Linked DNA regions of Homo sapiens: region 1 is linked to region 2. Evidence: chromatin loops called from intact Hi-C (ENCODE). Cell type or tissue: mammary epithelial cell. All regions are shown on one strand. Each heading gives the region's core, and the rest is flanking DNA. Links, peaks and the distances in the headings are about the cores only.

Region 1 (5,387 bases), core at 253-5,252, 370 kb after region 2:
ACCTTCCGGTCCAGCACTCACAAACTTATTGTTCATCATATTTCCCACTCCTGCTTCCTCATATTAGCTCCTTAATTAACTATATTTAATGTCCAGGGGCCATTATGATTAAATAAAGGGTAAGATGTGACTGGGGCTAGAAGGGGGAGGAGGTTACTTGTGCCAAGGTTCAGGGCTGGAGCTGTCATCCCTCACCAGCATGTTTTCTTCTGAAGTCAATATGTTGTTCCATTTCAAACATGCTTAAAGAAAACACAAATTGATTTCTTTGCAATTCTGAACTACTTATCAAATGGTAATGATCACTGTGTGGTAAATCTCAGACTGAAAATATGCCACGCAATGCTTAGTCATTCCGTTGATGGAACTAATAATTCTCCCCTATTCTCTCATTCTACTCTCTCTCTCTCTGTCTCTTTTTATGTCTTTCTATAATTCTGCCTGATAAGACTTAGCAACCCAGAAAGGCTTAGTGTTAGTGTGGTCAGTTCTGAAGACTCCAAAGAAAGCGCACATCTACCCGGCACCTCCCTTTCATTCATTAACCCACCAGGGGCCAAGACTAATTAGATCAGCCTGCTCATTTTGAGCTGATAATTGATTTAAATAGATTGCTCATTTAAAAGAGAAGAAAACCCTGCTAAACATTTGGTGCTTGATTTTTTTTTCTTCTTTCCCCGCAACTTTCAATTGCTTGTGCAATGTAGCATAAAATGTAGAGGTCTCCCTTTTCTTTTCTCTCTCTTTTTTAAAGGGGCCATAAAATTAATTACAATAAGTAGGCAATGGGCAGGGGCAGGGGGTTAACTGATGGCTCTAATGAGCAGCCCAGCTTTGGGAAAGCTGAGCCACTCATGCTGTTTGTTGGCTGCAAGGGGGCTGTGACTTCCAAGAGGAGCACAGCCTGAAACCCTGAAACAGTCCATCGTACTGATTCTGTTTTCATAGCAACCAAAGTAGCTTTGCTAAGCTTCAAACAAAAGGAGCTTTCCTTTGCAAAGGTGGGGACATTTTGGAATTGTCTCCTTCCCATTAAACAAGACAAGAGGCCATTCCTTGGTACTCCCCCCACCCCATAGTCCCTGTTTTTTATACAATTTGGGAGTGAGAAAGTTAGGGAAAGACTTGGTCCCATTCCGTATTCTGAAGACCTTTCTCTTCTCAAAGGGTCTTTCATGGTCCGTCCTGCACCATATTGATTTATTTCAAGTGTGGATCAAAAAAGTTTAGACTAGGCTCCTCTTTGGAAACTACATCGTCCTGCTAGTTTATACTGTTCGCCTGACTGTATCCCTTTGACACAATGAAAAGAGCTTTTGTCTGCAGCCTGGAGGGCAAGAAGTGGAAGCAACACTTGTAATTTGCTCTGGAAAATGTTCTTGCAGTGTTTCCTGTTGCTGAGAGAAGAGATTGCAGAACGTGGTAAAGGAAGCTGAGGAATGTTGCAAAATCTTTAAAGGTAAATACAATTATTGGAAATAGAAAGTTACCCACCAAAACTGCATATGCTATGTTTTAGAAGTTCATAGCTTCCAACCCTACAAAATAGCATGATTCCCATGGAAAGAACATGGGCTTTGGAGTTAGACAAACCTGGACACCCTGATTCAGTCACTTACTACTTCTGTGTAAGTCATTTGCTCTCTCTATAACTCCATTTCTTTGCCTGTATGATGGAGACACTAACGTCTATTTTGGAGGCCTAAGGGAAACATAGGGGTTAGAGAAAATATCATAGCCTAGCACTGGCTCTAATAAGTGCTCAAGAAATAGCACCTATAACGCAAAATTTGGTTCCCTAATAGCCAGGAGAGGTCATTCATCCTTGTTTTGTCATCTGTTTGAGGCTGGGCAGTTAGGGAGAAGGTAACAGTGTATTGCATTCAGGGCCAGCTTCAACCTAACATGTGCAGTAGCACAGAGCCCCACATTCAGACAGAAAGGCCCCGCTGTTACTGTCTTGAAATACTTAATTTTTGAACAGCGGGTGCTGAGAGGGGCTCTACATTTCCACATTTTGATTTTGCACTGGCCCTGCATATTCCGTAGCCCCTCCTGATTATATATGCGATTCTGCAAATGCCTGGGCCATTCCTGGCATCTTGAAGAGCCACTTATGTGGGGTCATGTCTGAGTTAGTGGCACAATGCTTTCACACTTATAAATCACATTCTTTCTGCCTCTTCAACAAATTAGAACCAGAGGTAGCCTCTCAGTTCCTGTGGGCCCAGGGCCTGACTGCCATGAAAAGCTATTCAAGAGCACATGCTAGTGGCCAAAGGTCAGAATCGCACCTCTGCAGTTCCATCCGCTGGCCCCCTGAGAAAATCCATGCCTTTTGAGTAGGTGATGGAGCCCCTACCCAAGAGAGGACAAACAAGCACGAAGCATCCCACTGTTAATTCAGCGTTCATGTGGCAGATTGTTCGCACCATTAATGACATATGAATTTAGTCTCAGGTAATTTTTTTTCAAAGCAACCAGTTGTGAAATATATTGAGAAAACACTGCCAATTTCCAATCCTAATGACAGACACACTGTAGGTAAACAAGATGAATATTTATGGGATACCTGATTGCCTAAATGAGTTCCCTAAAGTATGAATAATTGAATGTGCATATGCTAATTAATTGGGAAAAGCCAGTAGGTAACTCCTTTTTATTTACATTAGCCTCATTTTATTTCATTTCTTATAACTATTACTGTTCCCAGTTATTTCCTATGCTTCAGTAAAATTGAGTGTCATTGAGAGAATTTTTAACAGACATCATGATTCTTCATTTCAATGGATGCATAAGCCAAGGTATAATATGTAGTGATGGCTTCTCAGGCAGAGTTACTTGGTTTTGCCTAACAATAAAAGTGATTGTTCATTCATGCCTACTGATCACCAATCTTTTTACATATATTTGCTCTAATAATCCTCACACCAACTTTTTGAGGTTTGATATTGTAGAAATTATGTCCATTTTACAGAAGACAAAACTGAGACTCACAACAGTTACGTGAGCTACTCATGCTCATGTGGCTATAAGGATTAGGGCCCAGATTCAAATTTAGCCCACCTAAAAGTCATCTTTCCAGAAAGGGAATGCAATCTTTTACCTGGACTAAAATGTTTTAAAACACTTTCCTTTGCTAATCATGTCCCAAACATTGGCCACTAGAATTTCAACAAGGTGTCTAATAATTCTCACACAGACAGCCAAGTCAAAATCTAGTCAGAACAACCATTTATACTTTTTTTAGTCTATCTTTTAAATAAGTTTTATATGTCAGATCAGTTTTAAGTTTACAGAAAAATTACACAGAAAGTAGAGTTTTCATATTCTCCCTCTTCCTCCACAATTTCCCTATTATTAACATCTTGCATTAGTGTGATACATTGTTTTCTAATTGATGAGCCAATATTGATACATTATTATTAATTAAAATTCATAGTTTACATTAGAGTTCACTCTTTGCATTATGTACTTCCCTGGGTTTTGACAAATGTATATGTATCCGTCATTATATCATACAGAAGGGTTTCACTGCTTAGAAAATGCGCTGTGCTAAACCTTTTTATCATTCCATCCACCTGCCTTTACTATCCAAAACCCTGACAACCACTGATCTTTTTTACTGCCTTTTCCAGAATGTCATATAGTTAGAATCATACAGTATACAGCCTTTTTATACATTTAAGTTTCCTCCATTTTTTTTCTGTGGTTCATGTCTTTTTATTGCTGAATAATATTCCATTATAGGGATGTACCACAGTTTGTTTATCCATTCACCGATTGAAGGGCACCTTGGCTGCTTCCAAGCTTTGCCAGTTATGAATAAAGCTACTATAAATAATCATGTTCTGATTTTTTGTGTGAATGTAAGTTTTCACTTTGTTTGTCTAAATACTAAGAAATATGATTGCTAGACTAAATGGTAAGAGTATGTTTAGCTTTGTGAGAAACTGCCAGATCTATCTTCCAAAGTGGCTGTATCTATTTTGCATTCCCATCAGCAATGAATGAGAGCTCCTTGCTCTACCTTGTCACCAGCATTTGGTGGTGCTGGTATTTTAGATTTTCACCATTCTAATAGCTCTACAGTGGTATCTCATTGTTGTTTTAATTGACTATTTTTCATGTACAACTGAGAGTGAGCAGTGGTTGTCAGGCCTCTGAGCCCAAGCTAAGCCATCGCATCCCTGGTGACTTGCACGTATACACCTAGGTGGCCTGAAGTAACCGAAGAATCACAAAAGAAGTGAAAACGCCCTGCCCCGCCTTAACTGATGACATTCCACCACAGAAGAAGTGAAAATGGCCAGTCGTTGCCTTAACTGATGACACTGTCTTGTGAAAGTCCTTTTCCTGGCTCATCCTGGCTCAAAAGCTCCCCTACTGAACACCTTGTGACCCCCACTCCTGCCCGCCAGAGAACAATCCCCCTTTGACTGTAATTTTCCTTTACCTACCCAAATCTTATAAAACGGCCCCACCCCTATCTCCCTTCACTTACTCTCTTTTTGGACTCAGCCCACCTGCACCCAGGTGATTAAAAAGCTTTATTGTTCACACAAAGCCTGTTTAGTAGTCTCTTCACACGGACATGCAAGAAAGTGGTCTCCACAGTGAGACAGGTAAATCTCACAGTGTGGACAAGGTAATCCATTGAAATACACAAAGAAAAACTAGCAACCACTACTTTTATTTATTCATTACATTACAATTTTAATTTTATTCTTTATGTATATTCTTTTGTTTTGGATGTTTTCTGGGTTTTACCACATATTTTAATGTTAAAAGTTAAATTATTTTTTACTTGCAAGTAGTGTGAATAATTTTCCCCACATGGGAACACTGATTATAAAAAATGACATCCCACATGGGCTAAGTGTCTTTTTTAATTGAAAAGCTAACAAACTGTCCAGTTACATTTATCCCAAAAAACCCACAAACTGGGTAGTAACTGAGTCTCTAGGCAGTATATTTAAAGCTAAGAGGATTAAAAATGAAATTAAAGAAAAAGAAAACAAGTCCCCAGATGTGATGAAGGGAGCCCTGCTACATGCGGACTAATCAATACAGTGGTACTCCTTGACTGCAGGAGGCTGGAAGACATCCTAGTAACTCCACTCAGAACATTTACTTCAAGAATCCTTTTTCCAGTTTCCAACTCATGAATAGAGATCATATTTTGTTAATTCTATTCCAGAACACTTTTTTGCAAGTTGTTTTATTTACAATGACAACTTTTAAAGGACCTTTAACTTTATTAACTGGACAATAAGCTGGACAGACATTGTTTTACAAAAACAATATACTTAATGTGGGAATTCTTATTCTTAGTGTATATTCTTAATGTACATATTATTATAGAAAATGGGTATATTTTATAAATA
Region 2 (5,387 bases), core at 162-5,161:
AAGCCCCATCTCCGAATACCACAACATTGTGGGTTAGGGCTGCAACATATAAATTTTGGGAGACACAAACATTCTGTCCATAACGCTAATTATATTGGAACGTAGTTATTAAGCTATTAAAAAACAAAATTTGGATATAGTAATGTATGCATTTTGTTATTAATGTAGTATGCAACTAAAATGCTTAAAAATCAGTGTGTTAAAGTATATTTTAAAAGACTGATTAGGGTGAAAGTTATAGTTGCTTGTTTGAATAAAAACTTTCAACTATGGGGTGGTTTTGGGCAAGGCAACATGCATGTCATACTGGATATGAAAATACAGTTGTGATTCTTTTCTCAGCCCAGTCCATGGGCCCCCTGCATGCTCTCCAGGGACCCTTCCCAGCATGGTGTAACCTTCCCTCTTACCTCTTACACCTCATCTTCTAGTCTCCTCCAGACACACTGCCCTTGTTGCTGTGTCTCCATTAATCCAGGCACATTTCTGCCCCACGACTTTTGAGCCTGTGCTTGTCTCTACCTAAACTACTCTTCTTGCCAGCGTCTGTGTGGCTCCCTCCCTCACTTCTTTCAGATCTTTCCTCAAATCTCACCTTCTCAGTGAGGCCATCTTTGAATGTCTCCCACCAACATAGGGCTCCCATTCTCCCTCCCTGCTTTATCTTTTTTGTATTGCTAACTAACCTTTTCTAATATCTTCCTTAACTATTGCCTCTATTTTTGTGTTTCTCCACTAGGACATAAGATACATTTCGGTGGAGATTTATCAGTTTTGTCCACTGCTGTATTCCTAGTGCCTAAAATAGAGCAGGCAATCAATAAATATTTATTGACTAGATGCACAAATTTACATGAATATTGTTCTGAGCAAAACATAATCAGAGGTAAGTCTGTTGTTTAACTTCTTCCCAAATTTTGGTGTACTGAATCCTATTCAGTATTACATTGAAAATATCCTCATAAGTGCTAATAAAGCCTCCTGTAAGAATCCAGTGACATTGAGCAAAACACCCACCTAAGGGTAATATTTGCTTTTTGAGGGAATGAATGAGGGGCAGGAATGGTGAAGTGGGTCAATCCAGGGCCACTGTCTGGCTGCGCATTCCTGGCAAAAACCTTATCTCTCTGAACCTCATTTTTTCATCTGTAGGAGGAGAATAACTATACTGACCTCAAAGGGTCACATTGAGCCTTAAATGAGATAATCCATGAACAGTGCAAAATCAGGCACAAGAAATAAATGATGGCTGTTGGCAGTACTTGTAATAAGTCACAAGAGAAGAAAGCCAAGAGTTCCAGGAAGTTTTCTGCTCTGCAGGAGACTTGGAGGTCCTGGGGAAAAGCCACATTTGAGCAGAGGAGAATATACTGTGCTGGAGTCACCCTCCAGGTCTCCCCCCATTTGGTGCTCCAGCCTTTTCCACCAGAGGACTTGGTGCTCGGAGCCTGCCCCTGGCCCTGGCTGCTTGTGGATGCCTCTGGCTCTCAGAAAAGGCCATGTAAATCAGAGCTGAAGGGAAGGGATGGAGAAATTCAGGCCAGGCCATGATTCAAAAGGCAGCAGGAAATGAATACATTTGTTGGAACACAGGGCCAAAAGGACTTGAAGCGTCTGGAGTGAGTCATCAGGTATGCTGAATGCGTACACAGCTCCTGGCTCACAGACTGGGCTGATAGCTACTGGGAGATCAAGCTATGAATAATACGGTATATGTTCCCGCCAACAGAAATTATTTTTAGATTCGCTTCTGTTTCACATTATTCATTGCCCACTTTCCATTTATTAATAAAGATGATTGGAAGTTGACTGACAATAAATACATTATGTATTATTTTATGCACCTATTCACCAAATTTGCTAACCACTAACTATATGCAAGGACTGAGGCACTGGAGATACTAAGATGAACAATATCTGAAAAGTTCACAAAAATAATCTCATGTTATTCTCAGACCAACTCATGAAGGAGGTAGTAGCTACCTTCAGTTAATAATGGATTTGTTGATTGATTGATTCATGTATTACATCATCCAAAATACTTACTGAGCACCTACAAGGTGCCAGGTGCTGTGCTAGATGCTGAGAAGTTGATAATAAGACAAAAGCCTTACATTCTATGGGAGAGACGAACATAAGTAAGGAAGCACATAATTACGTAGCATAATGTCAGGAAGTGATGGGTGTCATGAACAATGAAGTCGGGCTGGAGATGGGAGCTAGAGAGATATTGCTAGACAGAAGGTGGTTTTGAGCAGAGAGACCTGAACAAAGAGCGAGAATGGCTGGGTCCTTCAGTGGAGGACAAAGGACATCTCTGGACTTTTCTCTGAAAACGATACCACAGAAAAATGAAATGACTTTTCCAGGATCACACAACCAGGTGGCTACCCAGCTGCAGTACTGCTCTGGCCTCAAGATGGTAACCTGTACCAACCAGTTTTAAAAATACTGCTCCCTGCCTTCAAGGAAGCCTGCACTTGGATCATCAAATACAGCCTAGAGCCAACTGAGGACTCCAGGAAGAGCATGTGATGAATCCCACAGCTAAGTGCGCATGAATGCATGAATGCACGCCTCAGATATGTAGACAGGTGCACGTTGGCTGCTGCACAGAACAGACTAAATAGAGGTAATGAAACCATAAGTGAAGACCCTGTTTGTTTACAGTTCTTTTCGTAAGAGGAGTCATTTATCTCTGCTCTTTCATTCTGGAAATTAGCATATGAAGGTGTTTGCTGAGTTTCCTACCTTGAGAGAATGCAAAGCTTAATAAAAGAAAATGTTTATCATCTGAAAATTCTTTTTTAAATAAAAGCAATAGCAGTTTTCAATCGAAATTGTCTTCAGAAATAGAACTAGAAACTTTTGTCCCTTGTGAAAATTTGTTCTTTGTTCTGCCTTACCAGATGCATAAGCTGGAAAAGTGTATTGAGGAGGTGGCCTCTGAGGAGATGAGTGTTGACAAGGTCCCCACGCCCCACTCCTGCCTGAATGAGAGCTGTTCCCAAAAAGTAGGGGCAGTGAGACCCTTAGGACAGGGGAAGGGGCCTAAACACATCTTTGTGTTTCTTTGCACGTTTAAAGATTTATTTGATGCTTGAGAGCACAGATAGATGCCCATGATGTTTTCTTCTTCTCCCTTTAAATACTTGTTTTTCATCTTCTACATTTAAAATCAACACACATTTACTATAGGAAGTTAGAAAACACAGAAAAGTAGACAGAGAAAAAATTTTCACTTACAATCTCACCAGCCAGAGAAAACAACAAAATTGTTTTTCCTTCTGATCTTTTTTCATTGTTGATATCTGATTGCATTTATAACTGAATTTCCCATGTTTTAATTAACAATACTATATTACATATGTATATCTTCATATCATAAAAACATCTCCATAAGCATCACAGAGTTTAAAAAATGTTTCCTCCTATTTTGAAAACACTACAGGTTTATTGTGGAAACTTTGAAATATGCAAAAAACTTATTTTATGGACTAAAGGATACTATAAACAGAGTGAACAGACAGCCCACAGAGTGGAAGAAAATATTTGGAAATCATATATCCAATAAGGGATTAAAATCCAGAATATATGAAAGAACTCCTACAATTCAACAACAACAAAAAGCAATCCAATTAGAAAAATGGGCAGAGGACCCGAATAGGCATTTCTTCAAAGAAGACAGATAAATGGTCAGTAAGTACATGAAAAGACGCTCAGTATCACTAATCATTAGGGAAATGCAAATAAAACCACAATGAGATACTGCTTCATATTCATTAGGATGGCTATTATTCAAAAAGCAAAAAATTACAAGTGTTGGTGAGGATAGAAGAAATTAGAACCCTTGTGCATAGCTAGTAGGAGTGTAAAATGGTATACCTGCTGTAGAAAACTGGGTGGCAGTTCCTCAAGACATTTAAAGATAGAATTACCATATGATCCAGGAATTCCATTTCTAGGTCCATATCTACAAGAATTGAAAGCAGAGTCTTCAAGAGATATTTGCATATCTATGTTCATGGTAGCATTATTTACAATAGCCAAAAGGTGGAGGCAGTCCAAATGTTTGTCAACAGAAGAATGGACAAAGAAAACATGATATATATATGAATTTTTTTTTTTTGAGATAGGGCCTCTCTCTGTTGCCCAGGCTGGAGTGTGGTGGTGTAATCACAGCTCCCTGCAGCCTTGACCTCCTCAAAGGCTCAAGCACTCATCCCATCTCAGCGCACCACGACACCTGGCTAATTTTTTCTGTTTTTGCTGTAGCGATGCAGTCTCACTCTGTTGCCTAGGCTGGCCTTGAACTCCTAGGCTCAAGTGATCCACCTGCCTTGGCCTCCCAAAGTGCTGGGGTTACAGGCATGATGGAATATTATTCTGACACTTGTTACAACATGGAATAACTTTGAGAACATTATGCTAAGTGAAGTAAAGCCAGTCACAAAAGGACATTGACTGTATGATTCCACTTATATGAAGTAGGGAGAGTAGTTAAATTTATATAAAGAAAGTAGAATGGTGGTTGCCAGGGTTTGGAAAAGGGAGGAATGGAGCGCTAGTATTTAATGAGTACAGAGTTTCAGTTTGGGAAGACGAAAAAGTTCTGGAGATGGATGGTGGTGATGATTGCGCAAAGCAAATGTACTTAATGCCACTGAACTGTACATTTAAAAATGGTCAAAGTGGTATGATATGGTTTGGCTCTGTGCCCCCACCCACATCTCACCTTGAATGGTAATCTCCATAATCCCCACGTGTAAAGGGTGGGACCAGGTGGAAGTAATTGAATCATGGAGGCGGTTTCCCCCATGCTGTTCTTGTGATAATGAGTGAGTCTCAAGAGATCTGATGGTTTTATAAGCGTCTGACATTTTCCCTGCTTGCATTCATTCTCTCTCCTCTGCCCTGTGAAGAGGTAGGAGATGGCTGCAAATTAAGATGACTTTTCTCCATGATTGTAAGTTGCCTGAGGCCTCCCCAGCCATGCAGAACTATGAGTCAATTAAACCTCTTTTCTTTATAAATTACCCCGTCTTGGGTATTTCTTCATAGCAGCAGGAGAATGGACGAATACATGGTACATTCTATGTTTTGCATATGTTACCACAATTCAAAAAAAAAAATTAAGGCCAATAAAAATCACCTGGCTAGGCACAGTGGCTTGTGCCTGGAATCCCAGTGCTTTGGGAGGCCAAGGTGGGAGGATCCCTTGAGGCCAGGAGTTCAAGACTGGTGGCCTGGTCAACATAGTGAGACCCCATCTCTACAACAGATAAAACAAATTAGCCAGGCATGGTGGTGCAAATCTGTAGTCCTAGCTACTCAGGAGGCTGAGGCAGGAAGATCACTTGAGCCCAGGAGTTTGAGGTTACAGTGAG

Evidence for each region. A loop is a pair of places that touch in the nucleus more often than their neighbours do. Peaks named below come from ENCODE experiments on the same cell type or tissue, not always from the same donor. Only the 100,000 strongest peaks of a DNase experiment are listed, where the experiment ranks them.
Region 1: a loop joins it to region 2, with 5 times the contacts of the local background. A loop is called at or near these places in 3 of 110 quality-filtered maps.

The regions. Positions count from the first base shown.
Region 1 is chr2:118,368,579-118,373,965 of GRCh38, reverse strand. No RefSeq gene overlaps it. Among named protein-coding and RNA genes, the nearest start is that of THORLNC, 180 kb to the right of the region's middle. RefSeq lists an enhancer at 3,934-4,704. In mammary epithelial cell, for the core only: a CTCF peak has its summit at 2,280 (motif pointing left); no DNase peak of the experiment used is centred there.
Region 2 is chr2:118,734,955-118,740,341 of GRCh38, reverse strand. No RefSeq gene overlaps it. Among named protein-coding and RNA genes, the nearest start is that of LINC01956, 98 kb to the left of the region's middle. RefSeq lists an enhancer at 1,455-1,749. In mammary epithelial cell, for the core only: a CTCF peak has its summit at 2,451 (motif pointing right); a DNase peak (open chromatin) is centred at 1,621; H3K27ac peaks cover 656 bases.